2 separate regions of the Homo sapiens genome follow, and region 1 is linked to region 2. Evidence: chromatin contacts called from ENCODE Hi-C or POLR2A ChIA-PET data. All regions are on one chromosome and are shown on one strand. The core of a region is the stretch at or near the end of the contact, and the rest is flanking DNA. Distances in the headings are between cores, read along the strand shown.

Region 1 (4,814 bases), core at 564-3,063, 34 kb before region 2:
ACAAACCTGTACAAACCTATCCAGTCTGAACACAGGGACTTTGTCAGTCCTGTCCTCTGCCATGGCTGTGTTCCCACCAGGCACAGAGTGACAGCTCAATGGATCTTTGTGGACTGTGTGACCTAAGGCAAGCCATCTCACCTCACAGGCCACCTCTTTTTCTCATCTGTAATTTGGGGTCTTCATTCAGCTTGGCAGACTCATGGGATCTAGTGAAATGTTGGTGGCTCTGTAAGCCTTCAGATCATGTTGAAATTACATTAAAAAGTGAGGCTCCTGGCTGGGTGCAATGGCTCACGCCTGTAATCCCAACACTCTGGGAGGCCAATGCGGGCGGATCACGAGGTCAGAAGATCGAGACCATCCTGGCCAACATGGTGAAACCCCATCTCTACAAACCATACAAAAAGTAGCTGGGCTTGGTGGTGCGTGCCTGCAATCCCAGCTACTCAGTAGGCTGAGGCAGGAGAATTGGTTGAACCAGGGGGTCAGAGGTTGCAGTGAGCCGAGATCGCGCCACTGCACTCTAGCCTGGCAAAAGGGTGAGACTCTGTCTCAAAAAAAAAAAAAAAAAAAAGTGAGGCTCCTTATTAAATTGTGGGGAGGTCTTCCACCCTCCCCACAAATCCCCTACTCCCCACATCCCTAAATCCAACCCTGCAGGAGGAATTCTCCCTGCCTCGCAGGCTTCAATCCCAGAGGGCTTCCTGAAGGTGGGGCCATTCTCCAGCCAGCTTTATCAGCCCTTGGGGCTGCAGGGTTGTTTCCCACATTTCAAAGCCTCCTCCTACTCCCCTGTTCCCTTCTCAAAGCCCTGAAACTTCCCCTCTGTAAGCCCTAGCCATCACTGCCCACCGCCCCGCCTCCCAGGCTGGGCCAAACATTTTCTTCAAGAATGCAAGTGGTCAAGGTCACGGCCTTCTCCTCTAGCATCCCCCGCCCCCTAGCCTGGGGAATTAGACTCTGGGCCACACCATCTGTCTGAAAACAATTAGCAATAAACACCAGCGCACTGGGGCTCTGGGTCATGGGGGCTGGTGGGGGATGGAGCGTGGTGGGCAGGGGATGGAGGAGGATGGAGCTGTGGGGGTTCTGAATGCAGAAGAAGGTTCCCGGCTGAATCAGCTTCCTGTCTGTGGGCCAAGAAAAATCCTCCCGGCCACCCCGGGGAGAGAGCTTCCCAGCAGCCTCTTGCAGAATGGAGAGGAGCCTCTACGCAGAATGCAACCTCACAAAGCCCCGGCCTCAGCTGGGGAGGCGGCGGGGGACCATCTGGCGGAGCGTGGAGATGTGTCCCAGCCAGACGGAGAAGCAGCCTTATTTGCGATGTATTGTGTGTTCCGTTTCTCAAAACACTCCACGCATATGCTTCAAGTGTATGGCTTGCAGCCAGCTGGGCCTGGGGTCGGGGGGAGGTGGGGAGACTTCCGAAGCCAAGGGGAAGGGTGACGGGCCTGTCCACGGAGTGCGGACCTCTCAAATGCTCCCCACAACCCAGCCCCAGCTGGCCTGGCACGACCCTGTTCCCCTCCTCCCCTGCTTGGCCTGCGCCTAGCTCTGAAGGCTTTCCAGTCTTGTTCAAATGTCACCTCCCCTTAGAAGGCAAGGCGAGTCTGATTAGCCAAACTGAGTTTATCTACATAAGGTTTGGCTCACCAAGCTGTTTTTTTCTTTTTGTTAATTTGAATAAGTTGCTAGTGAAAAAAAAAAAAGATTTTACATAAAAATCTGGATGTTCAGCTTCTTTTGAAAAATCGAAAGATCTGGCAAGTCTGGGCAGCAGGCCAGCACGGCGCCGGTCAGCCAGGCTGGAGGAGGTGGATGGGCGTCCCTGTAGCCAGGCGTGACTCTCCTGTCCCCGTATCCTGTTCATCCACTCACTGAGTCCACCATGCTGGGACCTGTTGCTGTGCCTGGGCTCTTACCGGGTTTAGATTTCCACAGGGAGACAGACACTGAACCCCTGAACCAGTGCATCCACAACACAATGTCCCATAGTGCCGAGTGTCACACAGGAAATAGCAGCGAAAGGGTGGAGGGGAAGACGAGTGGGAGAGGGTGCTGCTATTTTACATGAGAGGCCAGGGACGATGACGGGCCCCACGTGGAGGAAAGGCATTCCGGCGGGAGGGAACAGCAGGTGCAAAAGCCCCGAGGCTGGCACAGTTTGGGTGTCCGAAGAGCAGCACGGAAAAGCCGGAGGCCTGGTGTGGCGGGAGGTGGGTGAGTGAGCAGTGGCCAGGCTTCCTTCAGAGCAAGTGACCAGGACATGCCAGGGTTTGGGGTCCCCCAAGGTAGTCTGGGCCAGTGAGCCTCAGGGGATTTTCCAAGGTGGGGGCCAACTTTGAGAATTCCAGGTGGTTTGTCCTGGAATCTCAGCCACTCCTGAAACAGACTTTGAGGGTCCCAGTGGGGGGGCTTCCCCAGAGGCAGTGGCCCCTGGTGGTTAAGGGGCCACTTAGAGCCTGAGTTCCCCATATGTAAAATGGGGTAATTGAAACCCACCTCAGAGGGTTCGTGTGCTGTTAGATAGTATCTATGTGTATGTCTCTGTACAACTGTCCATGCACAAGGTTCAGACAATGCCAGGTGCATAGAAAGTGTGAAGTAACTCTTTGCTATTTTTTTTTTTTTTTTTTTTGGAGACAGATTCTCACTGTCACCCAGGCTGGAGTGCAGTGGCACGATCTTGGTTCACTGCAAGCTCTGCCTCCCGGGTTCAAGCGATTCTCCTGCCTCAGCCTCCTGAGTAGCTGGGATTACAGGTGTGCATCACCACACCCAGCTAATTTTTGTATTTTTAGTAGAGACGGGGTTTCACCATGTTGGCCAGGCTGGTCTCCAACTCCTGATCTCAGGCGATCCATCCGCCCGCCTTGGCCTCCCAAAGTGCTGGAATTACAGGCATGAGCCACTGTGCCCGGCTGCTGTTAGCCATTTTAATTTAAGGATCAAGTAAGATTGCTGTTTAAGGGAGCAGTTCCCAGACTGTTTGGCCCCTAGACCCTATGACACCCTTAGAAATTACTGAGGACTCCAAAAGGGCTTTTGTTTATGTGGGTTCTATTTATCAGTATTTACTGCATTAGAGATTAACATGATAAAATTTCAAAACATGCATTTATTTTAAAAGAACAATTTTATGCTCCTTAATATGTTGAGTAATATATTTTAAGAAAGATAACATTTTTTTCCCAAACATAAAGAAATAGTGAGAAGAGAGTGGCATCGTATGTTTCACAATTTTGCAAACCTCTTTCACGTCCAGTCCCTTAGAAGAGAGCTGGATTCCCAAATCTGCTTTTGCATCCGGTCTGGTGTGACTTGGCGTTTTGGTTGAAGGACATGAAGAAAACCCGACCTCACAGAGATGTAGGGAAGGAAAAGAAGGACCCTGTGGATCCCTCCAAGAGTCTCAGACCTCACTTTGAGAATCCCTGGTCTAGGGAGTCGTCCAGGACATGGTGTGGGAGGGGACATCTGCTTTGTCCCTACTGCTCCAAGGTGGGGACAGGGCTCCAGGAGGTGAAGCCTGGACTCCAGCTCCCGAATAAGCATCTGCCTGCAGCGACCCAGCAGGGAGGGAGACAGGCGTGTAGCAAGGAGTAAGCAGGAAGTTACAGCTCAGAACGATGTGGCCCGTGGCCCGTAATGGGGGGAGCACAGAGAGACGCCCCACCCAGCTGGGAGGCGGTAGGGGAGCTGCAGTCCCCTGCAGGTGTCCCTAGGTCCCCAGGATCATCAGGATTCCAACCCTGGCCACTCACATGGAGTCCCCGGGTGCCCCAGCCTGCGTGGCTCGGCGCTGGCCACGGGTGGTCACTGAAACTTCCCTTCAACTGCTTCAGTGGCCTCATCCCCATTTTATAGAGGAGGAAACAGGCTCCCACCTCCAAGATGGAGTCACTGGTGTGGGTGGCAGAGTCTGGGAGGGCATCCTGGCCCTGGGGCCCCACAGGTGCTCCTGCTGCCAGCATCGAGCACCTCTGGGTCTCTGGGTGACGACGGGGCAACAGACGGGAAAAACGGGTCCCTTCTCTCCCCTGCACTGCAGGCTCCTATCTGCAAAGACAGCTGCTGCCAGGTGGGGGCAGGGCTTTGCCCCTTGCTGGCTGCCCCCAGAGCCTCAGTTTCCTTATCCATAAAATGGGGGTAATGACATTCATGAACTACATGGGTTCCCTCCTAGGTAGCTCTGAGGGTGAACCGAGAACACAGCCCGTGTGGGCCTGGCACACTCTAGGCACACAACCAGCACCCGCCCCTGCCCGTGGCCACCTCCACTTGCAGAATGTCCCCAGCACTCACTCTGCTTTGCCTGCCATCTCCCCTCTGTGCTGTTCTTTATAAAAGCTCTCCCTTGCTGGCCACTTACAATCTCTCCCTCCTTTAAGCCTCTCAGCAGCTCTGCCAGGAGGGTAGCATCCTTATCCCCATTCTCCAGAAGACAAAACTGAGGTTGGGGTGTAAGTGTTTGTACAAGGCTACACAGGCGAGCAGACACATACGCTTTTCCCCACTCCACCCTTCGCAGAAACACCAGTGGGTTGCAAGGGTGTGAGGCTTGTGGACAGGCCTTTTCCCAGGAGGAATGAAAGAGAAACTCCACAACCCCATACGGGTGGGTCCACAGCTGCCTCCGTGAGCTCCAGACTAGGGTGTTCCTGGGACACAGGACTCATGGTACTAAGACTGGGATGGCCCCAGGCAAACCTGGATGGAGTTGGTCACTCCTGCCCTCGTGGCACCCCAGTCTCTCCCCCAGGTCTGGGATGGGAGAGGAAAAGGGATGGTTTGACCAGAGCTCCCAAGTC
Region 2 (4,846 bases), core at 2,136-4,635:
GCCGGGGGGTGGGGAGGGAGGAACAACTGGCTGAGGCCTTGGGGATGCTGGAGCCAGGTAGCAGCCACTGTGCCTTTGCAGACCATCACAGGGCTGTTCATCAATGTTCCAGTTCTCCTTTTCCAGGCACTTCCCGACCCTTGGTGGGTAGGGGGCACTGCATGAGTGTGAGTGGAAGTGATGGATCCAGGCTGGGCACACACTGGCCAGTGCAAGACTTTCCAGAGCTCTCTTTCCTTCTGTCACAGTGGCCAGTGATGTTCCAGCAGGTGGCTGGGTCCTGCTGTGAGGACAACATGGAGCAGAGCCCAGGCTTACCTACAATGGACATGCAGTGTGAGTGACAAGAAACCTCTGTGTGCTGAGCTGTTGAAATCGCCAGGTTGTTTGTTACCACAGTATAACCTGGCCTATCCTGACCATTGCAGGCTCCCTTGCCTACACTTGGTAAGGGATTGCCTCCAAGAACCACATCAGCGTGGACCATGAGCGTAGGCAGATGAGGTGCATGCGAACTGCTTAGCCAGCAGCTGCCACAGTGGAAGGTCTATGTCATTGCTGCTGCTGCATGCTCGTTGTGGCTGTGATTGTCATCAGCAAAGACCAGCAACAACAAAAGGCCACAGAAGCCCTTACCATACATTCTAGAAGGCTTAAGTCTACTCTGGTCATTTCAACCTTGGGCAGAGAAGGTGGCCTCTTGGAACCTCTCTGAGATTTCATTCTCTCACCAGGTGGGTGAGAGGACAGCAAAGAGCCATGTTACGAAATTCAATGAAAGGCTCATTTCCTACCCCTGGGGAAAGCAGCAAAGCCAGGCTGACACCAAGGAGTTCTAAACAGAGGAGGGCCTGACTTGCTGGCCGGGTGGGCAGAGGAAGACAGGGAGCCCAGTGATAACGCCTGGCTGGAGGTGGAGCCACGGTTGCCAGGGTACTTGTGCTGTGTAAGGAATCCCTCAAAACATTAGGGCGCCCAGCAGCCATCGTATTACGCTCACAGATCCTATGGCTCAGAATCACACAAGGCACAGCACAGATGTCTTGTCTCTATTCCAGGATGCCAGGGCCTTCTGGAAGTGCCTGTTTGGCAGTTGGAGCTGGCTGGGGGCTGGGACGTATCTGGACTGTCTGCCACAACACCAACCCACAGCCCCCTTTCGGGCTACTTGGACTTCCTCACAACATGGCGGCCCTGGGCAGTCAGATGCTTACACAGCATCTCAGGGCTATAGCACGAAGGCACCTGCATCACCTTCTGTGACCTAGCCTTGGAGGCCACGCAGCGTCTCTTCTGCCACATTCTATTAGTTGTGAGTGAGTCATGAACGTGCTCAGATTCAGGAGGGAGAGAACATAAACCCCACTCTCCAGCAGTGGGAGGTAAAGGTCATATGGGAAGAATATCTTGTGGGATGGGAGAAATTGCAGAGGCTGTCTCTGGAAAATGCCATCTGTTACAAGGGACTTAGACCACCCCCGTCCCACCTCTCCTCCAGGCCTGGGTCCTTCCCATGGCCACCTGCTGACCACTGGGGACTTCTGTGTCATCCCTCCAGCTCTGAAGATTCCTCTCAGTGAACTTCTTAGCTAAGCCTGCCAGCCCACAGCCTTCTCTCGTGTCCTGCCTGGCGAGGGGTCTGGCTGGTGTTGAAGGCAGCCCCAGGGCCTCACCTCACACTGCACAATGACCCACGGTGCCCTGGACAAGAGGCTGCCCTTGGCATTCCAGGCAAAAAGTCGCTTCCCTGAAATGTTCTCCAGTGGGAAGCTAAGAGCGTGCCTGCCTCCCATCCTGACCTCCTGCCCCTTCAGAAGCGTCCCTGCAGCTCCTGCCTGCACCTGGCAGGGAGCACCGCTACAGAGTTTGCTGCTGTACCGGCTCAGAAACGGGAGTTCCCGGCACAGGGCCATCGGCGAGCCTCCCAGCTGGAGTGTGGGCAGAGGCAGACACTGGGGCTGCAGGGGAGTGGCCCCCAGGGTGTGAATAGGAGGGCATCCTGCAGGCTCCAGACATTGCCATGCGTGTTGCTGTGATTAACCCCCAAACCCAGCTCCATCATTCATTCACTCCTTCATTTGTTCATCCTATTGTCCCAGGAGCTGGGCTATAACAGAAAGGAGACAGGCCACAGACAGACAGGCAAGGCCATCCCAGGCAGTGAGAGGCGACGTGAACTCTGTGAACTGAGATGATGAGGAAGAGAGGAGAAGGGCGGGGCCGCTTTAGAAAGGCTGCTGGGGATGTCCTGTTTGAGGAGGTGACCCTGTCACTGGAGCCAAGCCAAGAGCTGGGGAAGAGCATGTCAGGCCCCAAGAACTGCAGGTGCAAAGGCCCTGAGGCAGGACCCTAGCAGGACCCTAGCAGGTGCAGGTGCAGGTGCAAAGGTCCTAAGGCAGGACCTGAGCAGGTGCAGGTGCAAAGGCCCTGAGGCAGGACCTGAGCAGATGCAGGTGCAAAGGCCCTGAGGCGGGACCTGAGCAGGTACGGGTGCAAAGGCCCTGAGGCAGGACCCGAGCAGGCATGTCTGAGGGTCATAGGAAGCCTGTGTGCCTGGAGCAGAGGGTACAAGCCCAACGTGGAGCTTGTGCATGGCTCTCCACTGCCTCCCAACTCAGTCCAGGGGCTTCTGCTCGGCTTTCAATGCCCTCCACTGTGGGGGCCCTGCCACACCTCCCCATTCTCTGGGGGCCCCAGGATTTCCCACATCCTTGTTTTTTCCCATATTGCATTAGGATTTGACTTTATTATTTAAACAAGAAGCAGAGGCCCCCACTCCTTAGGGCGGAAACGTTGCTCAGAATCACATCCTGGAGGATGGAGTGAAAGGGATGTTGGTCTTAGAAGCCCTAAGAGAAGACGGCACAGAGTGGCTGGACTGGGGGTGGGGGTGGAAGAGACTGAGGAAGGCCAGGTGGACAAGGCGGGGTGGGGCCCACAGTCCTCATTGCCACAGGGCTTTGCCATCTTGCCAAGGAGCCAACTTGCCCTGATTCCACGGAGCAGGCCACTGGGACTTCCCACTTCTGTGGGGGCGCTGCGACTGCCTCCAAGATCCTCCCCAAATCTCTCTGGGCCTCAGTGAGGTGCCTGGGGAATGGATTTAAGATTGGTGGCCCAGTTTCCGGACAGCTGGGAGATGAGCTCAGCCTTACTAATGTGATCGAAGTTGCCAACCCCTGCCCCGCACATCCTCAGGGGACCCTAGGCTGCTGGCCACCAGCAAGGTTGTCTTGTCTGTTTGATCTTCGATTCCTGAGGGTAGTGGGCACCTCGGTAGGTGATCCTGCCCAAATCCCGCCTCCGCTTGTCCTCTTGGCAGGGCGGCCTCCCTCCCGCATACCACAGCCTTCCTGCAATGCTGCGACTCGGGTTCATTCCAGGGGATCCTTGAGCGCTGGCGGCACAGAGGGGCCAACCTTGAACTCAGCAAAGAGGAATGCTTGACTCCTCTCCAGCTGGAAGGCTGTACCTGGGCTAAGAACTGATGAGCCTGCTTGAAGGAAACACTCCGTGCTTTTGTTAAAGGGGAAGGGAAAATAAAATCCCAAATCAACCTTGGATCAATGTCTCTTCCCCAGACGGCAGCCCAAGGCCTCTGCGGCCTCTGCATCAGTCAGCTGGGAAAGCGGCACAGCCCCTGGGACTGTGGCTGGGCCAGCCAGCCTCCACCCAGACAGAGCCCGCAGCAGGCCGTTGATTCACCGTTCCCCAGCAAAAGCGTCATCCTGAGTCCCATGGAAGAGACTGGTTAATCTCTTACTGTGTAATTAATCTCTTACTGTGTACCAGGCACATGCATACATCCCATAACGCATTCAGCCTCACACCATCTACTTTACAAAGCACATAGCACTACTGTCTTCATCTGGCAGTTAGCAAACCTGTGGCCCAGAGGGGTGGACCAATTTACTCATAGCCACATAGCTGTCAGGAGCTGAGATACAAGCCCAGGCGTGGTGGATCCAAAGCCTCTTGTCCTGGCTGGGCATAATGGCTCACACCTGTAATCTCAGCACTTTGAGAGCCTGAGGCAGGAGGATTGCTTAAGGCCTGGAATGTAATATCAGCCTGGGCAACATAGCAAGACCCTGTCTTTATAGAAAAAATTTTAAAAATTGGCCAGGCATGGTGGTGTGCCTGTGGGCCTGGCTACTTGAGAGGCCGAGGCGGGAGGACTGCTGGAGTCCAGGAGTCTGAGGCTGCAGGGAGCTGTGACTGCGCCAGTGCACTCCAGCCAGGGTGAAAGAGTGATGCCCTATCTCAAGAAAAAAAAAAAAAGCTCTTGTCCCAAACCCTATATCACCAGGTCCGTAGAAGCAGGAGTGTATTGAATCCATTAGGGAGGCACTTGGCTACAAGTAACAAAAACCTTGGCTCACAGTGGCTTAAAGCATAAGGTCATTCATTGTTTATTTCGGAGGACATTGAGAAGCAGGCATAGCCCAGGTGGGTTCACTAGTTCCTCAGTGTCAGGATACAGGGCTGGCATCTCTGCAATTCTCTTAGCCTTCTCCTCATGGTGGCACCATGGCTGCCACAGCTGCAGACATCACTTCATCCCACAATGACATCCAAAGGCAGGAAGGAAGGTGAGGTGGGAAGGAGGCAAAAGGGACCAAACCTCTCTTCCTGTAACCTTCTCATTTTCTAGTGAGACCTTTTTCCCAGGAGCCGCCAGCATACTTCCCTCACGTTTCTGGCCAGAAGTGGATCACAGGCCTTCCCCGGATTACTCAGGCCCAGAGGGTGCAATGTGGTCCCCACTACATGGTAGACAGGATTTGAACTAAACAACAGTTCGCTGGAGTGGAAAATAAAGGATGCTACATTTTCTTATTGTGAT

The links. A loop is a pair of places that touch in the nucleus more often than their neighbours do. ChIA-PET counts read pairs that join two places held with the same protein, here RNA polymerase II (POLR2A). Pooled maps may share reads with other maps.
Region 1: a loop to region 2 is called in a map of ascending aorta, with 4 times the contacts of the local background. The contact joins two enhancer-like sites. A Hi-C loop is called at or near these places in 9 of 168 maps with a recorded cell type or tissue (CD14-positive monocyte, CD8-positive, alpha-beta T cell, IMR-90 and 5 more) and 14 of 50 pooled maps. POLR2A ChIA-PET finds 5 or more read pairs at or near these places in 6 of 52 experiments (AG04449, AG04450, GM12878 and 3 more).

What each region holds. Positions count from the first base shown.
Region 1 is chr12:124,652,215-124,657,028 of GRCh38, reverse strand. No RefSeq gene overlaps it. Among named protein-coding and RNA genes, the nearest start is that of NCOR2, 87 kb to the right of the region's middle. RefSeq lists enhancers at 4,261-4,774, 4,775-4,814. Within about 2 kb of position 1,813, at least 28 of the 41 ENCODE cell types and tissues checked have a DNase peak (open chromatin) inside an H3K27ac peak, as active enhancers do; they include CD14-positive monocyte, ascending aorta and ovary, where a contact is called at or near this core.
Region 2 is chr12:124,620,015-124,624,860 of GRCh38, reverse strand. No RefSeq gene overlaps it. Among named protein-coding and RNA genes, the nearest start is that of NCOR2, 55 kb to the right of the region's middle. RefSeq lists enhancers at 1,409-2,302, 2,303-3,195. Within about 2 kb of position 3,385, at least 21 of the 41 ENCODE cell types and tissues checked have a DNase peak (open chromatin) inside an H3K27ac peak, as active enhancers do; they include CD14-positive monocyte, ascending aorta and ovary, where a contact is called at or near this core.